2 separate regions of the Mus musculus genome follow, and region 2 is linked to region 1. Evidence: chromatin loops called from intact Hi-C (ENCODE). Cell type or tissue: heart. All regions are shown on one strand. Each heading gives the region's core, and the rest is flanking DNA. Links, peaks and the distances in the headings are about the cores only.

Evidence for each region. Hi-C counts contacts between places; a loop is a spot of excess contacts. Peaks named below come from ENCODE experiments on the same cell type or tissue, not always from the same donor. Only the 100,000 strongest peaks of a DNase experiment are listed, where the experiment ranks them.
Region 2: a loop joins it to region 1, with 2.4 times the contacts of the local background. A loop is called at or near these places in 3 of 42 quality-filtered maps.

What each region holds. Positions count from the first base shown.
Region 1 is chr10:14,190,293-14,195,921 of GRCm38, forward strand. No RefSeq gene overlaps it. Among named protein-coding and RNA genes, the nearest start is that of Gm51759, 66 kb to the left of the region's middle. In heart, for the core only: no CTCF peak of the experiment used is centred there; no DNase peak of the experiment used is centred there; H3K27ac peaks cover 112 bases.
Region 2 is chr10:14,097,536-14,103,164 of GRCm38, forward strand. All of the region lies in intron 2 of Hivep2 (human immunodeficiency virus type I enhancer binding protein 2), which reads left to right. Among named protein-coding and RNA genes, the nearest start is that of Gm51759, 27 kb to the right of the region's middle. In heart, for the core only: no CTCF peak of the experiment used is centred there; DNase peaks (open chromatin) are centred at 1,846 and 2,686.

The sequences.
Region 1 (5,629 bases), core at 1,247-3,746:
AAAATAAGTTTTAAAAGACAATTCAAAATGTTTAGAATCCAAGTATCAAGAGAAGTTTTTCACAGCAATCTGAAGAGAGAGCTAGCGCAAAGTCCTTCCCTACATTGAAGCATCTGCGTGTCTGAAATATGCACACTTTTTATTGATCCTTTATACTTCTTAGAGTCTGGGAAAAATCCAATGGAATGTCCATCTCATTACTGTGCTCTTGGGGAAGTGCATCTGCTTTGTTGTGATTTGTGCCACTGATGTCCAGGGAGCTATTGCTCCATTCAGATAAAGAAGATAGGCTTATCATTCAAATGACCTGGGTCCAAGCCCAACATATCTTCATTAACAGATGGTATTCGACAACCACCCCAAACCTCTTTTCCTTATCCCTCCAAATGGGAAAATATAACATATGGAGTTGTTATGATTTAATAAGATGAAGCATTTATAATAGTGTAGTGCCTGACTTTTCGCATTCAAGAATGCTGTTTGGTAGGGCATTTTATAAATACCCGTTAGTGGATGAGTTTCTCAAACCCAGTTCTTGCCTTCCAGGGTTTGGGCAGCAAGGACCACCATGGAGAAAGCTGATGATGGGTAAGGTGGTAGGAGAGGAGTGGCAAGTAGAGGGTACTGCTGAGAACCCAATGCGGCACCTTGGGATTCCCCTGGACTGATCTATGAGGCGTTAACTTCTTTTGGGGGGCACAGCATATATGCTACTCTTTAACCTAATCCATATGTACCAGTCACACAACAGAGGCTCCTGTGTATATAGCAACAATGAATTATATTTTCTAGGGGTTAGAATCTATCTGTTTTCTTCTGAAGTAAATGAATGTCGCTTGAGACATTCCATTAAACAGATCTCTAAACACTGGTATTCCTTATCTTTAAGAAAAAAATTTAGGGGAAACGCATCTTCAGTATCCCCCATCTCATATCTCATAGCTCTAAATAATTCCAGGGGCCAGTTTTAAGTGTTTCTTTTTATAGGAAGTCACTGCGGCCAGGGAAAGCAAGACCATATGCCAGGAACAGTGTCTAAGTCAGGCCAATTAAGCCAGATTGCTCCTCCGGCCTCAGCGTTGCTTCAGCAAATCTTTAGAGCTTGCTTTTTTATTTATAACTCTGTAGAAGACCAAAACAACCCTGCATCCGATGAGGGTGCAGAGAAGCAAAACCCAGCCGAGGCACATTCATAACTGGTGACTTCTCATTGACATATGCGCTGTCGCAGGCTTCTCGGGCTTGACTGCAGACAACCTCAGACAGACTTCTCTTGGAGAACGGCATGTGAGCTTCTTCTACAGACTCGAATTCTCTCATGGAACAAAAGCTGATGTGTTGAAGGATAGGGGTCACCACTCCTCTTTACCTGAGGAACAGTAAAGTAGTTTGGGTACATGTTGAAAATCTGAAGCATCCATAATCAGTTATCTCCATTTGCGCTCTAGTAATTTTTATTACTGGTAGTCCCTAAGGATCTTAATTCTTCACACCAGAACAAACAAACAAACAAACAAACAAACAAACAAACAGGATCCAAAATCAAATTGACTGTAGCAATTGGGTAATTGCATGTCTTTGGGGTTGGACTGTCTCCTAACCTCTAGCTATAGCTTCTTCAGGTGTGTCTTTTGTATTTTTGAGCAGCAGCAACAGTCTCTAGGTCCACTGGCTCAGCTATCATTAAGGTCTTGCAGTTTGCTATCCTGTATATTCACAACTTGCGTCAAAGTTCAGCTGTAACCCCAAGAATTGGAATAAATGCTTCCTTGGATGGGCTATAATGACTCATGCTTACATTTAAAAAATTTTTTTCCCATGTTTATTATTGCTACTCTGTAGAATAAGCTGCTTGAGGGTACAAGCTGTGAGTGTCCATACTATACAGCGCACTTAGGGTGTGAATCACAAATGAGTAATTAGACAGCTTCTCAGTTATCAAAGATTGAGACACATGGAGGTGACTGAGCAATTGGTAGACCCATTGTGATTCTTATCCTTGTAAGGCTTCTTAGTCCCAATGGACCACATTCTCAGTTCTCACCACAAAAAAAAAGTCCAGTGTCATCACTGTTCGCTTTGTATACACACTTCATGCAGCTGGTTTCCCTCCTTAACTCCCTGCGTATGGAGGACAAACATGGGTATTTTTAGAAAGTCTGTAATGCTCATTTCAAGATCCTTTTCTCAAGTGACGATGTGAGGCCCAATGATTACATTGTAATTAGTTCTCTGTTTTTTTTTTAAATAAAAGACATTTATCTATTTAATGAGTGGTTAAATGTTCCATTAGGATGGCCATATGATTTATATTCAGGACATGAGAGGGGATGAGCTAAGTATTTGTTTTGACATAGGTCAACAGGGGTAAAGCTGGGGCTCTGTGGAGAACAGGAGGACATATGGTCACCCTATTTATAGAAGAAGATGCTGCTGACCTATCTTCAGGAGACCATGACCCCAGGACAGTATTGCCATAGCTGTGATGTGTATATAAGGATACGCCAAGGTAGATTTGTGTCTAGGTGGATGACTGGCATAGAGTAATATCATTAGCAGAGATATTTATTACTTAGAGTTTCCAAGGGAACTGGACATGCTCTTTCCTATAGGGCCTCTAGTGCTTCCTAATCTGAATGGCCTAGTGGAGAGGACACTGCATTATTGGTTAAAAGAATTGGTTAGAAGAAACTGTTGTAGGAAAACCTAAGGCTTGCTTGGAGGGTCTGCAATTGAGTTTCATAGGTCCATGCAATCAGCCCTTGCATGCATGTGGAGATGTCAGCAACTTGGTGTTGCCTCTGTGACTGATGGATACCAGACAGACAAACATCCTGCACACGGAGTGGGTACAGCAGAGCTTCTGAATGCTGGCGAGGAGCACTTCCGGATTTGCACTTTGCAACACCTCTGAGAAAACCCATGGCCACGGAGGTCTGAGCACACTAGCTTTAGCTCTCTTCATCATCGCTCCCCAGTCTATTCTCAGCTTAGAGATGATAGTTCCCCAGGGAACTGGGGTGCTCCAGGGTCAGACACAGGGGCAGTGCTTAAAGAATGAAGAGTTAGTCATCTTTGAAATCAGGGGCTCAAAGAAGGCTCATCGTTGGTTGCCCGGGAGATGTAAAAGTTTGACTTTTCTTTTCCTTCCTATCAGGAATGGTCAAAGCTCACTGCCTTTTCTTTAGAAATGATGGGGCTGTGAAGATCGTCTCATTGTTATGTCAGGGAGTGGACAGTCAACAAGTCTCTTCCTCGAACGACACTGAATTGTGCTATCCAAGGGTGTGGTGAGCCTAGAGAGGGGTGAAACCCAGCTGTCACACAGGGTATCCTCCTGTGACCCCAGTGAGAAGGTGACAATAACTTCATTTTATAGCCAGTGACACTGAGAGGGATTGGGGGAGGACAAACCCTCCCTGCACTCTAGCCTCTTCTTTCCTGCTTTAAAACCTGGGTAAACTCTCCCAGGAACAAGAAGCCCTTCCTTCGCTTGTTCTAACAGCGGGTTGGCTTTTGGGTATCTCCTGGTATGTTGCCATTTATGGATTTGGGCAAAATAACAGAATTGAATAGCTGCAGAGTGTCAGACTCCTTTCTCCCCTTTTTTTCTTCCACACTGAGTTCCCTGTTTCTATGGCAATGAATAGGATGTTTTGCACCAAGAAACACTTTAAATGCCACTGGGGGAAGGCAAGAACCACGCATAGCTCTCTATGGAGCTGGAAGGTGAAACGAGATGCTAAGAACTGACTGAAATAAGGAGAGAGAGAGGAAGTAGGGAGGCTAAGGAGACTCAGAAGGAGGGAGGTGAGAGGTGAAGAAGCAGGTGTTTTGGAGGGGAATATTTGACAATGAGATAGCATCTGAGCATTGAGACCTCCGAGTAGTTGCTATGAATATGAATCTGACCTTGAGCACACTAAGAGAGTTTGTTCACTTTAGGGGAGTGCCAGGTAAAAGTCACCTGGAGACAGAACTCCTGGATGAGGGAGATGATATAGTCTCTTAGCCTAGAACCCACATGAAGGTGGTTTCCAAGGTACTTCTTGTGGTAGGGGAGTTCCAATAGGATCCCCTCAAGTGTTGTGCATTACAGTCCAGCACTAGGCCCCTGGATTTCAGCTTTCCTGCTCACAGTATTACAACTAAAATTTCCCTTCCATCATGAATTCTTGTGGACCAGCCGTAGTGCGACTTATCCTGGGGAGGTGGGAACACATGGGAATTCACTCCACACAGGGATGATAGACAGAAGGAATGATTCCACTCAAGCATGGTTTAGGAAACCAGTAATTTATTGAAGTTGCTCACAGAATCATAGAGAGGGAGCTCCGGATGGGGGCATTGATGACTGAAAGGCATTATCAAAAGCCTCCCCTTAGTGTGAACAATGACAAACGGGAGACATTTCGAGAACTCCCAGCAAGACACATGGGCATCTCCTCTTTCCTGAATTTTTACTACTTTTATAAGACTGGAGAGAGGCTTTAGGGATCCTGTGAGTTTCAGGAACTTCCTTAGACATACGCTTTTCTTACCTAAGTCTTAAGGAGCCTTCTTCTAGAAGAAAATGTTTTAATTAGGAGGAAATAGCCACACAGCATCACTTCTCTAAGGCCCTCCTCTTGTGTTATCCAGCTTTCCACTGTTGTATCAAATACTTAAGGTAATTAACTTATAAAGAGAAAAGGCTTATTTGGGGTCAAGATGTTGGAGGTTTCAGCCCATGACTATTTAGCTCCATTTCTTTTGGACATATGGCAAGGAAGCATATGGGTACCTTGCTTAAAGTACAAGCTGCTCATTTTCTGGCTAGAAAATCAAAGAGTGAAAGAGGAAAGGATTTGGACGTCACAGCCTCCTTTAAGAGCACCCCATCATAATGTAAAGACTTTCTGCTGGGCCTTTCCTTCTAACCACTCTGCATCCCGCTATTCCTACACCTTTACCCCATGAACGTTGGGGAAGTTTTCCAATTCCAAACTGCAGTGTCTTTATTTGTATGGACTTGTCTATACATGTCCCCTAGATAGTTACACACACACGCACATGCACACGCACACACACAGCCTTTTCCTCTTTTCTCTAGTAAATATGAAAAACCAACCAACCAACCAAACAAAGAACAGCAATGACAACCACAAAATGCAGAACACCATAATAGAACAGATGCTGGTAGGGCTGTGGGTGGCACATCAGGTGCCCCTTACTTTTATATCTGCTTACTTTCTCACCACTGCTACATCAAAACACACCAAGCTCAATGGAGCCTCAAAGTTTCTGATCTGAAGGTTTTCCAGGCTATAAGCTGCAAAATTCAAGTCCCACTACAGGAATAACCAATCAAAGTATAGCCTCAGAATAGCTGGTCCATGTGTGATGGAAACTCAAAACTTTTCTTTTGCTCTTTCTCTCTATTGCTTGCCAGGGACCTGTAACAGGCTTACTGGAAACTGTCCCTTGTTCTAAAAAGAAAACCCATCAGGACTCATGAAAGCCACTAGCGTCTGCACAGAGAGGACCAGGGTACCATACAGAGAAGGAAATGACCAGAGGCCAGGGTCAACAACTGGGGAACAGGAGTTGAGGGGAGTCTCTGTCCTCTGGCTGCTTGGCAGGGCCCTGC
Region 2 (5,629 bases), core at 1,274-3,773, 93 kb before region 1:
ATGGTTTGGAGGTTCGCCACAATGTGAGAAACTGTAGGAAAAGACTTCAGCATTAGGAAGGTTGGGAACCACTGTGTTAGGCACCATACTACTTTAAATATTTTAAGCATGTATTGTGTGAGGTGTTGGATTTTGAGAGGGGGTACACAAAGGGGCTACACAAAGGTAGTTCAGCCTTCCTGAGCCTTTTATTCTTAATAAGAAAGGGGAAAACTGTATTTGTGCATTCATAAAAGAAGACAGAATATGGAGTTTCCTAATAAAAGATAGATGTGCGATGGCATATTGACAGGGGAATAGTTATTAACAGCAGACGGACTTACACACCCAACCACTCATCCATCCGTCTATCATAGTCATCCGTTCCGTCTGCCACGTAGGCAACATACACAGACAGAACATTCATTATGCACCAGGTTTCAAGGGTGTGTCTGGCACATACACCAATTCTTATGTTCATGTTGTTTGTAATAGATCATGATGGTCATGAAAAAGAAAATGAACAGGGCCCCATGCTCGTATCAAAGCACAGGGGTGGGAAAGACTGTTTGTGCTTGAGCACCATGCTTAACCATTTTCCTATAGCTGCAGATGCTAGAGTAGAAGATGGAAGACTAGGTTGATTGGGCAGGAAACCGTACAGTAAGTACTAAAGAATCAACAGGGGTAGACCTGAGTTTTGGAACTTCTGTGAGAATGGAGCATCACTGAAAGATTTTGAGAAGAGTGATGAGTTCAGAGATTCATCTTTAGGTAAGCCCTGTGGTTGAAGGAACAACATGTGATGAAGTTTCCTGAACGACTCCAATCAGTTTTCCTAAAACTTGACCCTCTGGGCTTGGAGCAATTAGTCAGCATTTATATTACTTAGAATATATTTATTTTTATTATTTTAAAGTGTGTGTGTGTGTGTGTGTGTGTGTGTGTGTGTGTGTGTGTTACCTATGAGGGTCAGATGCATTAAATTTCCTTGAATCTGGAGTCATAGGCAGTTGTGAGCTTCCTAGTATAGGACCTGGGAAATGAAACCAGGTCTTCTGCAAGAGTGGTACACAGCCCTAACTGCTGAACTACTCCTCGTGCAAGCCCAGAAGGTCTCAACCTATGGGTCACAACCCCTTTGGGGATGAAAGGCCCGTTCACAGGAGTCACCTAAGACCATCAGAAAACACAAATATGTACACTATGATTCATAACTAGCAAAATTACAGTTATGATTTAGCAACTAACGTAATTTTATGGTTCATGGTCACCACAGCATGAGGAACTGTATTGGAGGGTCTCAGCATGGGTGTTCTTTACCACAGCTGCCTTCCAGTTAGCACACATCCTGGCTGTTGTGTAGTCTCCCTCCTGACTTGAACCCACATCCCTTCAGTAATCCCCAACACTGTGTTATGGCTACGATCAGTCTTCTGTAACGTATGTGCACACCCAAAGCATTATTGTTTGGTATATACGATTACAATGCTGACCTTCTTATTAGATGATGGGTATCCAGCCACAGATTTGAAGTGGGCTTTTCCTTCTGTGTATCTCCATGGTAAAAAGCAAAGTTAGTTTGTGTCATTTCAGTGTACAGGGATATTTCTAGGACTACATCAAGGCACAGTTTGACATGTCACTATCTTTGGATGATACGTAGGACCTCTTCCAGAGTCTGGCTACATGAGGCACCATGCTTATCTTGCTTCGTGTGCCCTGATGGGCCCCAGTGCAAATAAAGTGGAGAATGTACTTGAGGCACACAAACTGAGGATTTATTTGGCTAAATAAAGCATGAAGGGGACGTTGGCCTTAGCTGACCTTTCTAGTCCATGGTTCCGATGCCTTAGCCAAGCTGATTCTGCCTACAACCTACCCCTTGCCAGCTCTTGGCTAGTGCTGTATTGTTCTGCCACCTGGGTAGCTCTTCCCTCCAATCTCTGCCATTTAGAGTCTTCCTGAGTCAGCTTGTCAAGGGCTGTATTTAACATCACTGTCCTTTGCTGAGCCAACTTTGATTACCACTACAAGAAATACACACGCTCTCCCTGTGAATAACTCTAATGCTTACGAAGAGTAAGATCGGGGGCTTTGTGGTGGGGTGTACCTGGTTCCCATGCCAGCTCCTTAAAATCACTGTGACCGTAGAACGTTATTTAACCACTATAAACCTTACATGAAATTTGGGAACATACCATTTGACTCCAGAATTATTTTGAAAAATAAATGAGGTGATGTATTTAAAAAGTTAAGCATATTGCCAAATTATATGTGTTCAGGAAATACTAAATTTACTTCTGTCTTCTCCGGGAATACATCCCAAGGCCGCGTCCTATCTCTTACTTATCTTTGTAGGTTCTTTCCTATAAACTTCTCTGGAAGAGACTGTCGTAGGTCATGGAACAGAACAAATATTTTGTATGTGTTCATATACCTAAATATGATTTCTGGATTGGGGAATGAACTGTGTATGGAAAGGCTCTATGACAAATTCAACTTCAGGCTTTGGTTATAAAGGACAGTCCTAGGGGGGTGTGTTCTGAATAAGCTGCACCCGGGAGACCCTTGGAAGATCTCTTCCTGGAGAACTCAGCTCTACTTGGCAAGCCCTGGAGGAGAGAAGGTTCTCACGGCCTATCCACTCCCCTCTTCCATGTCGATGAAGAGCAAGGCCCGTGGAAAGATTCCTGTGTTAGGTGGAGGGACTTCTGGCACCTCACCATGATGTTCTCAGAGGGTGGCTGGAATGTCGGGGCAGGGAGCGTCTTGAGAAGGAGATGTTCTTCCAGCTTGCTTCCCTAGCTCTCTGTAAGAAGCACAGCCTGTCCTCTTGTGCAGAGACCAGCTAGAAGAAGTGGCCCAGGGTGATGCACCGTGTACTTCCGGCCCCTTAGGCTCTTCTAGAGCATTTGCTGACATTACCAGTCCACCTGCTACACCTTTGCTTATGGCCCATCTCATCTTGTCAGGTGTCCACTTGGCATTTAATTCATCTTAGAAAGCAGATAGCCTCACTAGATTTTACTGCTATGCTGTTAAGGGGTTTCTGCACATGTATTTATTTATTTATTTATGGATAAGGGTGGCCCTGATGAAGTCTGACTGGAAGGATTCATCTTGTTAAACTCTATTCAAAATAAGTATCTGGACTAATGGCTGGGAATTTCTGTGCATGAAGGTGGGAGCGTCATACATTCAGGTACATGCTGTTAGTTTGCTTTTCTCTCTCTCTCTCTCTCTCTCTCTCTCTCTCTCTCTCTCTCTCTCTCTCTCTCTCCCCCCTCTTTCCTGTCCCCTCAGACCATCTTTGGAATATTCAGTTTGTATGTCCTTGATGGGCTGGACAGAGCATCCAACCTTCAGTCAAACAGCTTTTATCTTACTCTTTTCTTGATACCTTAAACAAAGGTCTCCTAGTCAACCCAGGCAGAAGCGAGCCCAGACCTTTCAGCCATTATGCTGGGCCAGCTTAGTTTCTTCTTCAGCTGACTCACATTGAAATCAGAATTTCACTCTCCATTTGACTCTTGGCCACTGCTCTTCTTGTTTCTTCGCCAAGCCCCTCCCCCCCATCTTCATTACCTGCCCCTGAAGAAAAGAGCTGTGAACCTTGATGTTCTTGACATTTATCTTGGGATCAGGCTAGGTCAGGAAAGCATGAGCCTCACTGTACCGTGCCCCTTACAGCCTCTATGTTGGTGGATCCATCAACCTGTTTTAGCACCTGTGTAACTTTTTTTTTTTTGTCTGCAAATTAGTAAAGCTGTCCAGGCCACGCCATGTGTGATATTTATAATTATTCACACGTCCTGTGAGTTCTTTGCTACTAAGGCATGACTGCTAAGTCTGTGAGCAAATTCTTCCAATTAAAATCTGTGCTTGCTGGATAAAAATAAATTGGCGTTATGTTTCCATGTGCAATTAAAGTCGGAGCCTGAGTTCTGTACACCGTGTCATGCACAACTGGATGCAGGAATGAAAAGAAAGTGGAGAAGCAGGTAAACTTTTGATACTCCTACCTTAGGGATCCTACAGTGGCTGAAATCTTTGTGAGTTCAACAAGTTTGTATGAAAAGGAAAACGTTTGTGTTCCTTCTGTCCTTCAGGAATCTGCCTGAGAAGGCATAAGAAGAGAAGGCCCTCTAGGCGACTTGAGAAAGGTATCCTGGCCTTTAATGCCGAAGGAAAGTATCTGGCCTTTTCCTTTGTTCTGTCCTGATTGAGCTGTGCAACTCGGGTTGGGATAACTGCTGAACTTACTTTCAGTCCCAGCATCTGTGTTCACTTGAGCCCAGGGAGGACATGTTCTGTTTGTGTCCTGAGGGTTTGTGTATGTGTGTGTCTATACATAGTTGTGGGGTGTTTTCCACCCAATTGTTGGTTGTAACCATGAAAGATACAAAGAGCAATTGCTTCACAGTTTAATAAGCCTAAGTCTTCGTACCCACAGAGTGTAGGAGAAGTCTTTCCCCCTCTCAACCCTCGTCTTCAACTAATTATATGCCTTGCCTATGCAACTGTAATTATTTCACCAGCCTTTGTGAAACCTTTCTTTAAACTATAGTTAGAAAAATAGCAGAAACGAATCTATTTTGAGAACTTGTGTGGTGAAGCAAGTTCCAGCAAAAGAAAGGGATCCTCTGGATTGGACCCAGAGTGACAGCATTTCGTCACTTGTAAGTTCAAGTGATGATGACATATTGGCGGTGCACCAGTTTCTTACTGGATCTGAAATATACACTTGATAAATCTCTCTCCTTAAGAATTAAATGCACGGCAATATTGACCTGGTCAAATAGTGGCATTAAAAAAAACAAAAAACAAAACCAAACCAAAAAAACCCACAAAAGTTTCCATGTGCTTTCCATTTTCTGAGATGATGCCCTTGGAAGACCACATGCCGCCCTTGCTGTTTGTAACTGAGTTTGTGTCAAATGAATGTTTTACATGTCATCCACATGCTTGATCAGTCTCTTATCTTAGTTGATCTTAAAAGATCACATAGGTATGGAAACATCAGAATAGAGGTTATATGCTACAACATCCAGCTCAGCTACAGAAAATGGCAGAACTCTTGCTCTAGATATTAAAAGGTGAATTTACAAAGTAAATTGCACAGTAAGTGGACTCCACTCTGCTCTCTACCTTTTCTTTAAGCATCTCCAGTAAGGAAGTCACTGTCATGGCTGTCCCCTCTCCAGAACGTTCCCTTATTAGGGGATGATTCTGTTTTTGGAAACTTGACTTTGCTTATAATGCTTTCTGTATTGTTTCTCTGGAAATGTCACTTTTCATCCTTAAAACTAAGCTTGATTATATTAGGAAAAGGGAGAGCCAAGCAATGTTTTGTGAAATTAAGAGAATCAGCAGCAATGGCTCCAGGAAAACATCACGTGACACAACTGAGTCTCCAAAGAAACCAGAAATTTCCACTTCACACTCACGGATCATGGTGGAGCATGTAATGGAGAGGTGTGCTGTCAGTTGGCTTTGTTGTATGAACATTGTAGTTCCTTCCATAGACAAAAAGCCTCTGATCTTACTAGGCAAGGTGAGTTGATGTGGCCTTCATTGTAGATGGAATTAACATTGATGGAGCCCTCGTGTAGCATGTAGATTCCTTTAGTTTTACAGTAACCAAGGT